Linked DNA regions of Homo sapiens: region 2 is linked to region 1. A link is an interaction called in ENCODE POLR2A ChIA-PET data of the cell type or tissue named here. Cell type or tissue: Panc1. All regions are shown on one strand. Each heading gives the region's core, and the rest is flanking DNA. Links, peaks and the distances in the headings are about the cores only. Region 1 overlaps BORCS5 (BLOC-1 related complex subunit 5). Region 2 holds the start of LOC107984486 (a long non-coding RNA gene).

What was found. Peaks named below come from ENCODE experiments on the same cell type or tissue, not always from the same donor. Only the 100,000 strongest peaks of a DNase experiment are listed, where the experiment ranks them.
Region 2: POLR2A ChIA-PET joins it to region 1 with 10 read pairs; 4 of 35 experiments call an interaction of 5 or more read pairs at or near these places.

What each region holds. Positions count from the first base shown.
Region 1 is chr12:12,387,275-12,395,762 of GRCh38, reverse strand. The region is part of intron 2 of BORCS5 (BLOC-1 related complex subunit 5); the gene reads right to left. Among named protein-coding and RNA genes, the nearest start is that of BORCS5, 34 kb to the right of the region's middle. In Panc1, for the core only: no CTCF peak of the experiment used is centred there; no DNase peak of the experiment used is centred there; H3K27ac peaks cover 246 bases.
Region 2 is chr12:12,581,007-12,589,494 of GRCh38, reverse strand. It overlaps LOC107984486 (a long non-coding RNA gene), which reads left to right and starts at 2,537. Exons shown (of 3, transcript XR_001749010.1): 1 at 2,537-3,194. RefSeq lists enhancers at 3,937-4,438, 5,993-6,052. In Panc1, for the core only: no CTCF peak of the experiment used is centred there; no DNase peak of the experiment used is centred there.

The DNA of each region.
Region 1 (8,488 bases), core at 181-8,180:
ATCTTTGGCCACTGTCATACCAATTCATTCAAAAAGCGCAGCTGTCAACATGTTAATACCCTGCTCCCTACTGCAACAAACAAAACTACAATCACGTTCTTATGGCATCAACTTCAAATTCCTTTCCCTATCCTTTAGGAGCCTCCAAATCTGGCCCTAACCTAATTTTCCCACCTTGCCGGGCATGGTAGCTCACCCCTGTAATCCCGGCACGCTGGGAGGCCAAGGCAGGTGGATCACTTGAGGTCGGGAGTTCGAGATCAGCCTGGCCAACATGGTGAAACCCCATCTCTACTAAAAATACAAAAAAAAAAAAAAAAAAAAAAATTAGCTGGGTGTGGTGGTACGCACCTGTATTCCCAGCTACTTGGGAGGCTGAGACAAGAGAATCATTTGAACCTGGGAAGCGGAGGCTGCAGTGGCAGAGATCACACCACTGCACTCCAGCCTGGGTGACAGAGAGAGACTCTTTCTCAAAATAATAATAATAATAATAATTGTCTCATCCTCTTACTCCCTCTCAAATTGCAGCCTTCTCTTTGGTCACAGAGTGATCACTCTGCCACCACCCCATCTCCTCAATGCAGGATATTCAGACCCACTTTGCTCAGACTCTCTTGCCAGCCCAGAACTCCTTCATCCACCTTCCCAACCCAACCTAACACATCACACCAAAACCCCACCTGTCCTTTTAGGTTCAGCTCAATTAATCATTCCTCTCTATATACAGTTGTTTCCTATGACTATGGTCCACCTCTTCCCCTGTGGTAAAAACCATCCGGCCTTTGGACTATGACAGACCTGAGTTTAAATCTTTTTGGAAGATGAGCAAGTTGTCTAACCTCTCTGTAGCTCAGCATTATCTATATGTGGATGATGTTAATATTTCCCTCATAGGATTGTTTTTGAAGACTTGCAAAGGTCCTGTATGAAGTACAACCAGTGTAGCACTTGGCACATGGGAAACAGGCACTCCACACAGAAGGTATGATACCATTATACACTACTAAATGAACACTATGCTTGTAAAATCCTACACTTTAAGTCAACCATGAGGTTTGTTTTCTATACTAGATTGTAATCCTCAGGAGCAAAAATCAGCCTGGCAAGATGGAATACATCTGTAGTCCCAGCTACTCAGGAGGCCAAGGCAGACACTTGAGCCCAGGAGTTTGAGTTCAGCCCAGGCAACGTACTCTGTCTCTTTAAATTTTTTTTTTTTAAAGGGCGGCAAAAATTATGTGACATCCAGTTATATCTTACTTATTTAATAATTCCAACTCCCTGAACAGCCAAGAAACAGGGAAAACCAAAAATGGCCTACAGGTCACCAAAATAGTTAAATCCCATGTATTAATTCCTGTGTATTTTAATAACAGGAAGCCCTTCAGACTGCCTCAGAGGCCTATTGGTTTGTCTTTTGTTTGTTTGTTTTTTGAGATAGAGTCTCAATCTGTCACCCAAGCTGGGGTGCAGTGGCATGATCTCAGCTCACTGCAACCTCTGCCTCCTGGGTTCAAGTGATTCTCCTGCCTCAGCCTCCCGAGTAGCTGGGATTACAGGTGTGCACTACCATACCAGGCTCATTTTTGTATTTTTAGTAGAGACAGGGTTTCACCATGTTGGCCAGTGTAGTCTAGAACTCCTGACCTCAAGTGATCCACCCACCTCAGCCTCCCAAAGTGCTGGAATTACAGGCATGAGCCACCGCACCCGGCCGAGGGCTATTGATTTTATTTTGGTTTCCAAGCTGACAGTAGCTGCTACTTGCTATCAGCAAGGGGAATGAAAGAAAAACCATAAAAAGTAAACATACACACCTGATCTGTACCAAATTGTAAACAAAATCAAGTCTAGCAATCAAAACTTCTGTTCTAATTGGTATATTAGCATGTATTATATGAGAGATAATGTAATTCTAATGTTCAAAAATAGAGACAAAGGCCGGGCGCGATGGCTCACACCTATAATCCCAGCACTTTGGAAGGCCAAGGCGGGCAGATCTACCTGAAGTCAGGAGTTCAAGAACAGCCTGGCCAACATGGTGAAACCCCGCCTCTACTAAAAATACAAAATTTAGGCAGGCATGGTGGTGTGCTCCTGTAGTCCCAGCTACTCAGGAGGTTGAGGCACGAGAATCACTTGAACCCAGGAGGCAGAGGTTGCAGTGAGCCAAGATCATGCCACTGCATTCCAGCCTGAGTGACAGAGTGAGACCCTATCTGAAAAAACAAAAAACAAAAACACTTAAAAGCAGTACCTGTAAAGTCCTGCATTTAGATGAAAAATAACCAGTTGTATAAGGATAGGGTGTGGGAAAACTGGCTCAACAGCAATTCAGTGGGGGCTTTTTTGATCTCAAGTTCAGAAAGTGGAAGCAGTAGTCCCAGGCACCTGGCAATGGTTACTGTACACCTGCGAGAGTATTCTGGGTGTCATGTTTAAGAAGAGATTTTTAAACTAGGGTACATCCTGAGTTGAGTGATAGAAGTCATTGTCCAGAAACCTTGTCTTATTATTATTTTTTGGAGATAAGGTCTCACTCTGTCACCCAGGCTGGAGTGCAGCAGCACAATCTCGGCTCACTGCAACCTCTGCCTCCTGAGCTCAAGGATCCTCCCGCCCCAGCCTCCCAAGTAGCTGGGACTACAGGCATGCACCACTGTGCTGGTCTAATTTTTTTGTATTTTTTGTAGAGACGGAGTTTTGCCATATTGTCCAGGCTGGTCTTGAACTCTTGGGCTCAAGCAGTCCGCCCACCTCAGCCTCCTAAAGTGCTGGCATTGCATTATAGGCATGAGCCACCACACCTGGCCGACCTTTTTTTATGAAGGAGATTTGAAGCAGATTACAGTTTTGGTTTGCAGAAGAGACGACTCAGAATATAACCCTCTTCTAATATTACATGGGTGCCAAATAGATACAGGATTTGATCTAATTTTATAAAGTCCCAGTGATCAGAACTGAGATCAGTGGACAGAAATTATTGGGAGGTAGAGTTTGGTTTGATAAAAAGAACTTTCTATAATAATTTGAATGGTAATTTTTATTGGGCAATTGCAATACGTCACACAGTGAGCTAAGCACTTTTCAGACAGCGTCTCACATTTAATTCTCACAGCATCCTTGTCATGTGGGTACTTTTTAGTCTCAATTTATAGATAAGGATACTGTTGTTTAGAGATAAGGATTTGTCCAGTGTTGTGCAGCTAAGAAGTGGCTGAGCAGCTGTTCTTAATCTGGATCTGACTGTTCTCAAAAGTCTATGTCTGTAACCTTTTTGCTGCCTTGCATAGTATTAAACTATCTTAATTACTAGAAATGTTTAAGCAGAACTGGAATGATTCTTTGTAACTTGGAATAAATTCCTGCAATTCATGAGAGTGCAGAGGGGCAGTGTGGCATGATAGGAAAAAGCACAGACTTTGGAGATAATTCAGAGATCGAAAACGTCGTATATTGGCCTTAGGATCTTGGTCAAGTCACCTAACCTCTTTGGATCACATTTTCCTCATCTCTAAAAGGGACACTAATACCTCTACCTCAGAAGGTTATTGGGAGGATTAATTTATTTGAGTAGTGTGTATTTGTTACATATTGGGGACTCAACAAATAATTGCTGTGTGCAGAAATCCCTTTAACTTAAACAATTATGATCGTTGGACTTAGAGCTGCACCATTTTAGCTTTGTCTCTATTTTTTTTTTTTTTTTTTTTTGAAATGAAGTCTCACTCCATTGCCCAGGCTGGAGTGCTGTGGTGCAATCTTGGCTCACTGCAACCTCTGCCTCCTGGGTTCAAGTGATTCTCATGCCTCAACCTCCTGAGTAGCTGGGACTACAGGAGCAAACCCCCATGCCTGCCTAAATTTTTAGCGTTTTTTTTTTTTTTTTTTTTAGTGACGGGGTTTCACCATGTCGGCCAGGCTGGTCTTGAACTCCTGAGCTCAAGCGATCTGCCCACCTTGGCCTCCCAAAGTGCTGAGATTACAGGCATGAGCCACTGCACCCAGCTGTATTGCTTTTAAATGTCATTGTGGTTTCAGACCATCTTTTCAGTCTGTTAAGATCATTTTGTGCCAGGCGTGGTGGCTCACGTCTGCAATCCCAGCACTTTCGGAGGCCAAGGCGGGCGCATCATTTGAGGTCAGGAGTTCGAGACCAGCCTGGCCAACATGGTGAAACCCTGTCTCTACTAAAAATACAAAAAAATTAGCCGGGCATGGTGGCGTGCACCTGTAGTCCCAGCGACTTGGGAGACTGAGGCAGGAGAATGGTTTGAACTCAGGTGGTGGAGGTTGAAGTGAGCCGAGATCATGCCACTGCACTCCAGCCTAGGTGACAGAGCTAGACTCTGTCTCAAAAAAAAAGGTCATTTTGACCCTTGATTCTGTCATCCATTGTGTCAGATATTCTGTCCAACACTTTACCACCTACCAATGTGATTGATATGCCTCTACCTCTTTATTTAAGTCCAGTCCACAAATCTTCAATAAGTATCTAGCATGTATAGGGTCCTTTGCTAAGTATGGCAGGAACCAAGCTAAGTGATATGATCTTGAGTAAGGTTGAGGCCAAGGTCAGAACCTTGCAGTATCTTACTTATGCTCCTGTTATGGACTTATCTTGAAATTTTTAGTGTGACAAAACAAGACTGACTGGATGCACAATAGTAGTCTATCAATACTTTAAAAGAGAACAAGCGCTGAAGGCACAGAGTTGGAACCAATGGATGGAAATTTTGAAATCATGGCCCCTCGTTCAATTACCCGCCTCCCCTTTTAACGTGTACTTTTTTCTATTTCTAAGCTTCTGGTACCTCTTCTGTTCTTTACAATTCATTAAAAATGGCAGTTTAGGCCGGGCGTGGTGGCTTATGCCTGTACTCCTAGCACTTTGGGAGGCCAAGGAAGGTGGATCATCTAAGGTCATCCTACTTATTACTGCTTTTGCTTTGACCATAATTTTTTTTTTTTTAAGAGACAGGGTCTTGCTCTGTCACCCAGGCTGCTGTGCAGTGGTGCAGTCATAGCTCACTGCAGCCTGGAACTCTTGGGCTCAAGCAATCCTGATGCCTCAGCCTCCCAAGTAGCTGAGGCTACAGGTGCATCCACCTTATTGAGATAAGGTCAAAAAAAAAAAAGGAGATAAGGTCTTGCTATGTTGACCAGGCTGGTCTCAAATTCCTGGCCTCAGGTGATCCTCCTGCCTCAGCCTCCCAAGTAGCTGTAATTACAAGTACATGCCACCACCCCCGGCTTTCTGACCATAACTTTCTGTATTTCTAGTTATCCTTCCTTCTACATTTAGGACACATGCTTTTAAAATTAAAGCATTTTGCAATGTTCTGTGCTTGGCCACAGTGGTCACTTCAAATATATTACCTCCTTCCTCATCATGATCTATGTAAAGATTGTATCAATTTAGGAAAGGTAAAAAAGATAATGAAGGAGATGGTCTAAGACAAACTTGCCTTCTAGTGGGATGAACTATTAGAATGTAAGCTCTTTGAAAGCAGAGATTGTGTATTTGGCTATACCCTCACCTCCTAGAACAGTGCCTAACACATAGCAGCCCTCAAATATTTGCTGAACAAATGAACAAGCAAAATCTTGAAGGAATGATAGATTAAAGGAATCTAAAAAGGAATCATTAAAGGAATGAAAAGATTTTAGCAGGCCTATGTGGAAAAGATGGCTTTTTATCAGATAGAAGGGCATGGGCAAAGTTTAGAGGTGGGAAAGCAAAGAAAACAGTCCGATTTGGCCTGGAGCTCAATACAAAGCACACAGTGGGAAATGAAGATTTAAAGACTGCTTGAGGCCAGGCGCAGTGCCTCATGGCTGTAATCCCAGCCCTTTGGGAGGCCGAGACAGGAAGATCACTTGAGGTCAAGAGTTCAAGATAAGCCTGGCCAACATGGCAAAACCCTGTCTCTACTAAAAATACAAAAATTAGCTGGGTGTGGCGGCATGTGCCTGTAATCCCTGCTACTCGGGTGACTGTGGCATGAGAATCACTTGAACCCGAAAGGCAGAGCTTGCAGTGAGCCAAGATCATGCCACCGCACTCCAGCCTGGGCGACAGAGCGAGACTCTGTCTCAAAAAATAAATACATAAAACGAAATAAATTTTTTAAGATAAAGGCTGCTTGAGATCTTCACCTCAAGCTGAGGAGCTCATACCTGCATCAGAATTGGTTGTAGGCAGGATGGAGCAACCAATTCTGCAGAGGAATCACATAACTTCAGTTGGGCTTAAAAGATACTGGCAGAGGTATATAAAACTAATTAGAATTGTAAATGTGCATTAAAAATATATTTATTTGGCTGGGAGTGGTGGCTCACACCTGTAATCCCAGCACTTTGGGAGGCCAAGGCGGGTGGATCACCTAAGGTCAAGAGTTCGAGACCAGCCTAGCCAACATGGAGAAACCTGGTCTCTACTAAAAATATAAAAATTAGCCAGGCGTGGTGGTGGGCGCCTGTAATCCCAGCTACTTGGGAGGCTGAGGCAGGAGAATCCCTTGAACCTGGGAGGCAAAGTTTGCAGTAAGCCGAGATCGCACCATTGCCCTCCAGCCTGGGCGACAAGAATGAAAATGCGTCTCAAAAAAAAAAAAAAAAAAAGTACTTACTTGTAAGGACCTAGGGGAAAAACTCTGGCCAGAGATAGTTAATATCTGGTACTTTCTATATGAACCCATAGTATTTGCCTCAACAACCTGTGTCCTGTCCCTATGCTGGAATGAGTGAGACTCAAGGAATGTCACCAAAGTAAAAGTAGGGATAAAAATGAGGCCAAAATAAATAGGCCTCGGAACTGTAGCCTCTTGCGAGAACTTACTGCAAGTCAGAGGACTGGCTTCAACCATTGCTAAAAGAATGGCTTAGGGAGTTATGCTCATATCTGGAACATTTTTTAAATTTCCATCTCATGTGTGGGGTTGCCTTGATGTTCTGTTTCAATCTCTTCCAGTATATTGCCAGGAAAGGAGAAGAACAGCAGAAAGATAGTCTATCTGGCCCCAAAAATGTCAGCCATCCTCTGGTCCTCAGACCAGACTCACAGATGGCTGTTACCTTTTCTTATATGTCCCCCCCACCCCACTTAAGAGTCTGGTTTCCTTTCATTAATTATTCATGCCTTGTCCTATTTTCCCTTTTTGTATAATTATGGAACACTAACACAATTGTTTCATTAATAATATACTTATCTACTACTGCTGGAAGACCACATCCAAAAAAAAGCAGTGGATATTATAATGAGATTTATCTTCCTTATTTACAGATACATTTCTTTTGCTTTTGAATATTAACTATCCTCGGCCAGCAGTTCCTTTTTGTTGATTTCGTCCCATCTAAATTAGGAGCAGCCATGACATTGCTATCCTATTTGAGGTTTGGGGCAGGTCTTAGAATCATTACTCTCTCATCAATGGTGTGATTTTTATGTCTCTGGTCACTGCTACCATATGTTTGGGAAGTGTGGTCTTAGGATGTGGTTTAAAGTCTCAGGAAAAACACTTCAATGTTTTAAATAAGTATAGACTAGTAATAAATACAGTTTGTGGTGATAAAATACCACAATAAAAACTGCATTAATGATATACATAATAAGCATGGTACTGATAATCAGATACCAAAAAGAGTCTCAATTAATATAATAATCACAAATGTTAGTTCTCACTAATCGCATATGAGATAGCAATTTACTTCCCACAAAAATACCAACTAGAAACTGGAAAATAAAAAAGTATTCTTAACAGAAAGAGTTCTGTGTCTGTTGACTGTGATGAGCTTTTCCCTGGATCTCTGACCTAGGTTCTGTCGTGTTAAACATTCTTTAATGACTTGAGTGAGGCCCCTCATGGTGTGTTAATCGTGGGGATTCAAAAAAGGCTTCAACAAGCTAGAAACTGAGGCTACATGTGACACTGAACTGTGGATGAATGTGAGTCTTTCACTGAAGGTCCAAAAACTATCTGCAGAAATACAGGATGGGGGAGGTGTGGCTTAATGTCAGCACATGTGAAAAACACTTTAGAGTTTTAGATGATTCGATATGACTCAAGTGCATGTGGCTGCCAAAAAAGCTACTTAAACTTGGGCTGTATTAAAAGGAATATATCATGCAGAAAAGACACTGGATCCAATCCACACCTGGAACACTATGCCAATTCTGGGGGTCATGCTCTAACAAAAGAGACAAAATGGAGTATATTTAGGTTTCGGATCAGAGGGCTGAGTGACATAAAATCATGAGCACGTGTTACTTTCATGATCAGAATAAAAGATACTTCCATTTTGGAGAAAACAAATCCTTAAGTAATGCCCAGTGTTGAAGAGGATATTATGAAATGGAAATGCTCAGATAGTATTGTTTTTACTATGAATTAGTTTATTAAATCCTTTGGGAAGCAATTCTGTCATATATTGTAACTGCCACAAAACTTATGTTGGCTTTACTTATAATCACCAAATACTGGAA
Region 2 (8,488 bases), core at 278-8,277, 190 kb before region 1:
GCACAACCCACCAACCTTCCTTTGTCCTTCCTTCTACCCAGCATCTTTCTCCCTCTTGAACTTCCTTTCATTCTTCCTTCTATGTCTCATAAGGGACAAACCTGTATCATGGTCTGATGGCTCTCCTAGAGGACAATATTTATTGTGGGTAAGCTTTTGGGCTCTGGAGTCACAATAATTTGGGTGGTAATCTGGCTCCATCAATCTTTGATATATGAGTTCAAGCAAGTAATGTAACCTCTTAAAAGTGCCAATCTTCTCATCTTAAAATCCTAATTGTTTTGAGGATTCAATTAATCAGGCTTATAAAATGCTCAGCACAGTACCTGGCACACAGTAAGTACTTGATAAGTGTTAGTGATTCTTGTTATTAGATATGGGGGGTGAAGGGAAGGAAGAAGTCAGGTATAATTCTTAGGTTTCTAGGCTACTTACAATATATAAAGTAATCACAGATATTTCACTCAATTCTCCTTTTTCATATAGCACATATCCTTTTGAGTATGAAGAGATTAGGAAATCTTTCCTTTCTTTCCTCCCTACTCCTAAATTTCTTGACTCCTGCAGTTTTCATAACTGATGGAAGATAAACTACTAACCTATACATCAACATGGACATAAGAAAGGATTCTTGGCTGGGCGTGGTGGGTCACACCTGTATTCCCAGCACTTTGGAAAGCCGAGGCAGGTGGATCACTTGAGGTCATGAGTTTGAGACCAGTCTGGCCAATATGGTGAAACCCTATCTCTACTAAAAATACAAAAAAATTAGCTGGGCCTGGTGGTGTGTGCCTGTAGTCCCAGCTACTCAGGAGCCTGGGGCAGAAGAATTGCTTGAACCTGGGAGGCAGAGGTTGCAGTGAGTGCCGAGATAGCATCATTGCACTCCAGACTGGGCCTCATAGCAAGGCTGTGTCTCAAAAAAAAAAAAAAAAGAAAGGGTTCTTCTGACTCTGGAGTTTAGAGGGTAGCCTTTTACCACATTACTCCAGTCACTTCTACTTCTGGTAGGAGACAAGCTACGAAAGTTTCTTCTCCCTTATAGAGGAAAGACCCCTTTTAGAGCTCCTTCATGTAAGAAGGGAGGAAAAGTTACCAAACCTCCTTGAGGAATTAAATTAGGACAAAACTAGGTGGGGGAAACCTAAGTTAAATGCTTTTCATAAATAGCATTTTATTTAGGACAACTTAGCTATTGTCCTAATAGCTAAGTGCAGGAGCACCTTTGGGTTGTCCTGCTTTGTGGAGGCCCCCTGACCTAAGAACATGTTATATATTGATCAGGAAAGGAATTGGATATAGACTTGGAAGTGATCTCTGTAAAGTCAGAAGGAGGATCCTAGGACTGTAAGGGCATACACACAGGGCAGTGAGCAAGAAGTGAAGTTGTAGGGGAGCCGGGCACTGTGGCTCATGCCTGTCATGCCAGCACTTTGGGAGAGAGGCTGAGGTGGGAGGATCACCTGAGCCCAGGAGTTTCAGACCAGCCTGGGCAACATTTTAGAAATATTTAAATTTTTCTACATGCATGGTGGCATGTGCCTGTGGTCCCAGCTACCTGGGAGGGTGAGGCAGGAGGATTGCTTGAGCCCAGGAGGTTGAGGCTACAGTGAGCCATGATGGTGCCACTGCACTCCAGCCTGGGTGATACAGTGAGACCTTGTCTCAAAACATAATAAATAAGTAAATAAATACAAAAATAAATAAAGACAGGTACACTGTAAAGTGCACACTAGCAAATGATCTTGCCCTTTCTCAAGTACTTATAAGGCTTAAGACCGGGCCAGAATTCAAATCATAGACTGGCATATAGAGTTTAAACTAGTAAAATTAGAAAGGGAAAATGTAAACTCCTGAACAAAATGTTAAGAAATTTATGTATAAACCTGGAATGCGGAAAATCTAGCTGAGCAGTTTATATGAAAAATATTATGGGTTTTATTTAGGCTGGCTGCCAGTGCCATGGGAGCCAACAGTGTAATTTCAGCTTGTAAAGAAATGAGTGCAATCTCTGCCTGCATGGAAGTACAATATTCATTTAATAATGGGAAACTTCAGCTTTCTTATCTGCAAAATTAGACGCTAGATTAGACAATTTCCGGGTCCCATACAGTGCTACTATTTTATGAGTATATGACTCTATCACTTAGAAGTTCTAAACTTGAATTCCTGCATTTCCAGAAAATGACCATTGGAAAGAAATATAGGCTTGACTAAAACAGATAATTCATTTCTCTGGTTAACTTTATAGTTTGGATAATCTCCAAAGAGAAAACAAAAAAGATTCTTTTTCTGTGTGTGTGCTGACCTGACCCACAGATATACACCATGTCAAGCTTCACCCAGAACTATTTTGCTTCAGGTGGCAAGCCTGAGAAACCAGTTTTTCCTGAAGTTTGCCTGATAAATACGTTTATGATGAGCTGTACTGTCATTCTTCTATCTTGCCATAGCCTTGGAAGGCCCCTCCTAAGCTGGCCAATTGCCTGTTGACGTTGGTAATCAAGGATTTCAGAGGCAGACATCAAGGCCAACATGGGGCAACGACAGGAGGGACTGGGGTGCTCTGCCATATGAGGCTGCGGGAAGGCATGGATCCGAGTTTTAGCCACAGCATAATAGGCGGTCTGTGATGGTTTTGTGGGTAACCAGTGAGCTTCCCCAATTGATCGGTGCAGTTATCATTCTATTTTAGACCCCTAATTGGCATTTCCAAGCAGTTTAAATATGTTTTGAGAAAAAGGCAGTAAAAGAGACTAAATCTGGGGGAAAGCAAAGCTTCAGTAAAAATAGCATTCCAAATATTTCAGCTGGGATCTCTTTGTCTAACTAACAGAGATTTGGAGAGTGGATCAGAAGGCCTGCATCTCCTTCCCCTTCTGCAATTAGCCAGGTATATGCCCGTGGGCAAGCCATTGAACTGATCCTGGGCCACTGTTTCCTTACTTACAAGATGAAGAGGAGCCCCACCTTGCTACTTCCAAGAGCGTAGGAGCTGAGCACCTTTGGGTTGCCCTGGTTTGTGAAGGCCCCCTGAACTAAGAACACATTATATATTGATCAGGAAAGGAATTCGATATAGGCTTGGAGGTGATCTCTGTAAAGTCAGAAAGAGGATCCTAGGATTCTAAGGCCATATGCACAGGGCAGTGAGCAAGAACTGAAGTTACAGGACTCTCAGGTTCCTGTCTCAGGTAAGTCCCTTCCAGGTGTTGGCTGAGTTGCTCTATGGCTCATTTTCTTAATTGTGTCAAGCAGAAGAGGTCACAGAGGGTGGAGCATTGGCCAATGTGTCATGTTCTCAAAGTTCTGAAAAAAGGACAGAGGGAGCAGAAAGGCCAGAAGAGGAGTTTCCACAGCAAACTGACCACAACCAACTATCCCATTCCCTTCCCAGACTGGAAGGGACAAGGGCACCAGGTAGCTGCAGCCTCCATGGTTTCTTAAGTATCTTCATCCCTTTAGCACCATAGCCACCAACTTAAGCAAGGAAATCAAGATCTTTAACAAACAGGGGAAGTCCAGGAGATGGTAATTAGGTGAACTTTTGGAGATTTTGGGGGAATCCGTAGATGTTTATCTTTTCAAGAGATAGACTCCCTTTTAAATTTTGGTAAAATCTACATAAATGTCATTTACCATTTTAGCCATTTTTACATGTACAATTCAGTGGAGAGGCCCTTTTTGATAACTTTCATTCTCTCCCTGTGCTGATGTAGACTGTGTACTCCCTGCTAGGAAGATTCCTGGTTGTTCTGCAGGGTCATTCTGAGGGCGTCATCCAGTTAAGTGGATTTGGCTCCTGCAATAGGGGAATACCCCAAAATACCAGAAACAGGACAGGAAATTATTCTGTGGTCATTTATCCTTGATACTGATGAGATCAGATTTGCTGCTGCATCCCTTTAATTTTTATCTCTGCATTGTCCCTAACCACTTATCTTGACCTGTGGCTTGCCCTTGGGCCTGATCTCTTTCATTATAGTGCATTTTGGTTCTCTGCTGACTCCTGGCGCATTCTGATTATTAAAAAAAAACCCTATTTTTCTTGGGATGTGACTTGTCTGCCCCTTCAGTGGTCCTTGCAGAGCTTATTTGTCAGATACTATTGACAGCTTCTGCTCTCTACCTGAGCTCCAATCCCATTTCCCTGACTGCCTACTGGCCATTTCCTCTGGAATGTGCAGGTCATTGTTCTGCCAAGCAGATTGCAACATGTCCAAAAACAACCTTCTTCTTTTTTTTTTTTTTTTTTTGCCACAAATCAGCTGCTCATATAAACTGTCAGTCCCTGTCAATAGTCCATGAAGTTATTTAGATATAGAGAAGCAAATTCCTCTTTGATTTGATCTCCTCTTTCATCACTCTCAGCTGTTCAGCCCCTAGAACAATCAGGTTTTCCTTCAAATATTGATCTTGTTTCTGTCATTCCCTCTCTCCTATGCCCATTTCTAGGTCCTTACTTCCTCTAATATCATCTACTGTTCATGTCTACCCTTTCCCTGATTCAATTACCTGTGAAAGACTGAGGCCAGACCTAGACTACCTTCATTAATCAAATCATGTCTATTCAAAACCCTGAAGTTCTTCCCTATTCATATAGACTTCTTGCTCTTCTTTGCTGTCAAAATTTCCTCTAATCTGATCTCATACTAGACAATATTTCTGCCAGGTGGCTATATTGTAATGGGAAGTTTAATGGACTTGGAGTTAGTGGATCTGCTTTCAAATCCTAGCCCCGTACTCAGCAGAATGACCTTGGGCAATTCACTGACTCTCGAAACCTTGAATCCCCATTTGCAAAACTGGGGTGATAATACCTATGTCATAGGGAAGTTTATGAGATTGTAGTAATATCTGTGGAGACAGTTTAGCATTGTGCTCGGAACCCGTGTTTGGGCTGACTTACTTGGTTCAATACTAGGCTTTCCCACTCAGTAACTATGTGACCTGAAGCAAGTTCCTTAGCCTCTCTGGGTTTCATCAGTTTCATCTGTAAAATGGATACATTACCTATGAGGTAACATATACCTCATAGGTCTGTCGTGACAATTAAATGAGATAATATATGTAAAGCACTTTAACACAGTGCAAGGCACATTGTAAGCTTTAATAGGTGTAAACTATTATAATTATGCAGCAAGAGACCTAGTGTAATCAGCACTTGATATATGTTTGGTAAGTTTGTTTGTGTGAGACAGTGTCTCACTCTGTCACCGACACTGGTGTGCAGTGATCATAGCTCACTTGCAGCCTCGACCTCCCAGGATCAAGCTGTCCTTCCACCTCAGCCTCCCAAGTACTATACTCCCTGGGACTATAGGCGCACACCTTCACACCCCGCTAAATTGTTTTGTATTTTTGTAGAGAAAGGGTCTCACTGTGTTTCTCAGGCTAGTCTTGAATTTTTGGGCTCAAGCGATCCACCCACTTCAGCCTCCCAAAGTGCTGGGATTATAGGCATGAGCCACCGTGCCCAGCCTAAGTATGTTGATGAATTCATCTTATTCAGATGATCTTAACTTCCCATTAATTTTTGCTATGTACATTCTTATGCCACCCTTCCTCCAGACAGGCTGACTGCTTTGGTTTTCCATGAATATATCTTTCACTTTTCTTGCCTTTGATAATGGTTTCCTATTATAATTTATAATTCATCACATGAAATAGTAGGTACTATATCATTTCTAGAATGTCATAATTTCTCTTTCCTGCCAATCCAGATTCTTTCCATTTTTTAAGGTCTCTCCTAAACGTTGGCTTGGTGACACTTTCCCTCATTACTTCTGTACTTATCAGTGTCTCATTTTTCTGAACCAATTACCCTTGGCTTAGCACTTGATGCCATTAATCTGTCAGGTACACTTAGCTGCTGTTTCCTGTATATTCATTTTGTGTCTTCAGCTCAAATGAAAACAGTCCTCAATCCAGCCTTGTTTCAGAACATGCAGTAAATATATAGTGACTATTAAATCTATTAGATCCAACATTCTAGAATAATTTTTCAGGTCTACAGCCTCTTATCAAAAGACTGGCCTATGAGGGTGGGCAGAGGGTTTGGGAATAAGAAGTTCCTGCTGCATTGGACAAGGTCCTTTCGCCTCTGGGCCATGTTGTCAGCGAAGTACTTAAGCACAGGGGCTCCGAAGGTGAGGGGCTGGGAGTAGACCATCAGACCATCCCTGACACAGACAGGAAAGTGTCCCCATTCAAATCTCATTCTTGCTGTGACAGGCTTTGCCTTTAACTAGTTTCTCAAACTTCTTGTACTTTTACACAACATTTGCCCTACTGAGAAACTGGCTTTGCGTGAAACTTCCCATGGCTTGAAGCAAGTCCCCATGACGGTGTTTGCATACCACTGGGGTTTTGTTCCTCCCACACATGCCAATAAAGATGAAGTGGCACTAAGATGACGTGATATGAAGGACATCACTGCAGCCTGCAAAGCAGAGAATGTTTGAACTATGTCAAAGAGTCATACCAGGGTTTCACAATTACAGAAAAGGCCAAGAAAGACTAGTCAAGAATGCAAGGTGAATAACGTTGTCTCTGCTCCAGTTCTCACGGGTGCTGTAGCCCCCACTGAACGCCCATTTCTCTGCACTCCTGTAGTACATATCATCTGGACTACACAATTCAGTCCTGCATTATACAGTGTCCTTCAAAAATTGCTTTGTGTGTTGTGTTCTCCCAGCTAGTTGTAAGTTCCTGAGAATACAGACCACATCTTATACTTCCTTGCTATTGTATATAGAGCCTTGCAATACCATTTAACTCAGTGTTGGGCACAATAAAATTCTCAACAGTAAATGTTGATGGATTTGGTTTTGGAAATGTAAATTTATAAAAAGTGGCCCTGCAAAGGAGAATGAGAAGACTCACTTCCTTTTGAGGGCTGTGGGCCTGGGAGTCCCATCGTCATTTGCAGTGTTGCCAGCAGCAGCAGCCTTCTTTCACAGGACAGGGAGTCAGTACAGCACCAGTAAGACACGTGGTTTCATTGCTTTCCCACTCAGAAGAAGACCACTCAGCACAGTGCCGGAGACCCTGCCCTGATTCCCCTTTCTCCTCCCAACCACAAAGGCCATGCAGGTAGAACTTGAGGGGCATCAGAGATTATCTGACTGAACTCCCTTGTTTTGTAGATGAGGAAACAAGGCAAGAGCAGCTGAGGGTGGTGGAAAGCATATGCATGGGCTTTGGAGTTAGGCAGTACTGGACTCTAATCCCAGTGCTGTTACCCTTTAGCTGTGCGATTGTGGGAGAGTCTGTTAACATCTCAGAGCCTTGATTTCCTCATCTTTAAAGTGTAACAATGGCGACCCACAGGAAATGTTGTAAAAACTCAGGGAAATAATATATGCAAACACAGTGCTTGGCAATAATAGATGCTCAATACCTGTTGGGCTCTCTATTTTCCTTCTCTTGAGTCTCCTGCCCAAAGTCATAAAACAATTTAGTGCTAGCCTCTCCTGTTTTTCAAGCTGTTTTCTTTCAATCAGGTACTAAAGCTAACCTCCTACCCACTAGAAAATTAGGATCAACCATTAACACATTTTTTAATGCTGAAATTTATAACAAAATTTTTAATGCTCACCAGACGTGGTGGCTCATGCCTGTAATCCCAGCACTTTGGGAGGCCAAGGCAGACAGATCACCTGAGGTCGGGAGTTCGAGACCAGCCTGACCAACATGGAGAAACCCTGTCTCTACTACAAATACAAAATTAGCCGGGCGTGGTGGTGCATGCCTGTAATCCCAGCTACTTGGGAGCCTGAGGCAGGAGAATTGCTTGAACTCAGGGGGCAGAAGTTGTGGTGAGCCGAGATCACGCCATTGCACTCCAGCCTGGGCAACAAGAGTGAAACTCCATGTCAAAAAAAAAGAAAATCCCAAGATTTGGACATATTTATTTGGAGCACTTTTATATACCTTGAGATAAAAGAACTTAAAAGATAGAAATACTAAATTTCAGTGTCAGATTCAAAGGTATTGAGGTTTTATCCATTTCCAACTACAGTGTTTGAACTTTTGGTACTCCTAAAATAGTACTCATGGCCTTTTACCCCTTACAAAAATAAAAAAAATTCTGGCTTTGGTATATTTACGTGCTTTGCTTTGCAACCTGATATTTTTCACCTGTCTTTCTTAAGACATACTCTGCCGTCCATTAATCATCAATTGGATCTAAAATGAAAGCACCGCTGTTGGGGTTCTGTTAAAAAAATAGAAACTCTCACTCTGTCATGCCGTCAGTGGCACAACCATGGCTCACTGCAGCCTCAAACTCCTGGGCTCAGGTGATCCTCCCACCTCAGCCTCCTGAATAGCTGGGACTACAGGTATTACAGGTATACCCAGCTAAAAAAAAAAAAAATAGAAACATATTGGTAACAATCATGTGTAGTGGTTTTGTTTCAGAAATAAAATACACATTCAGTCAGGTGTGGTGGCTCATGCCTGTAATCCTGGCACTTTGGGAGGC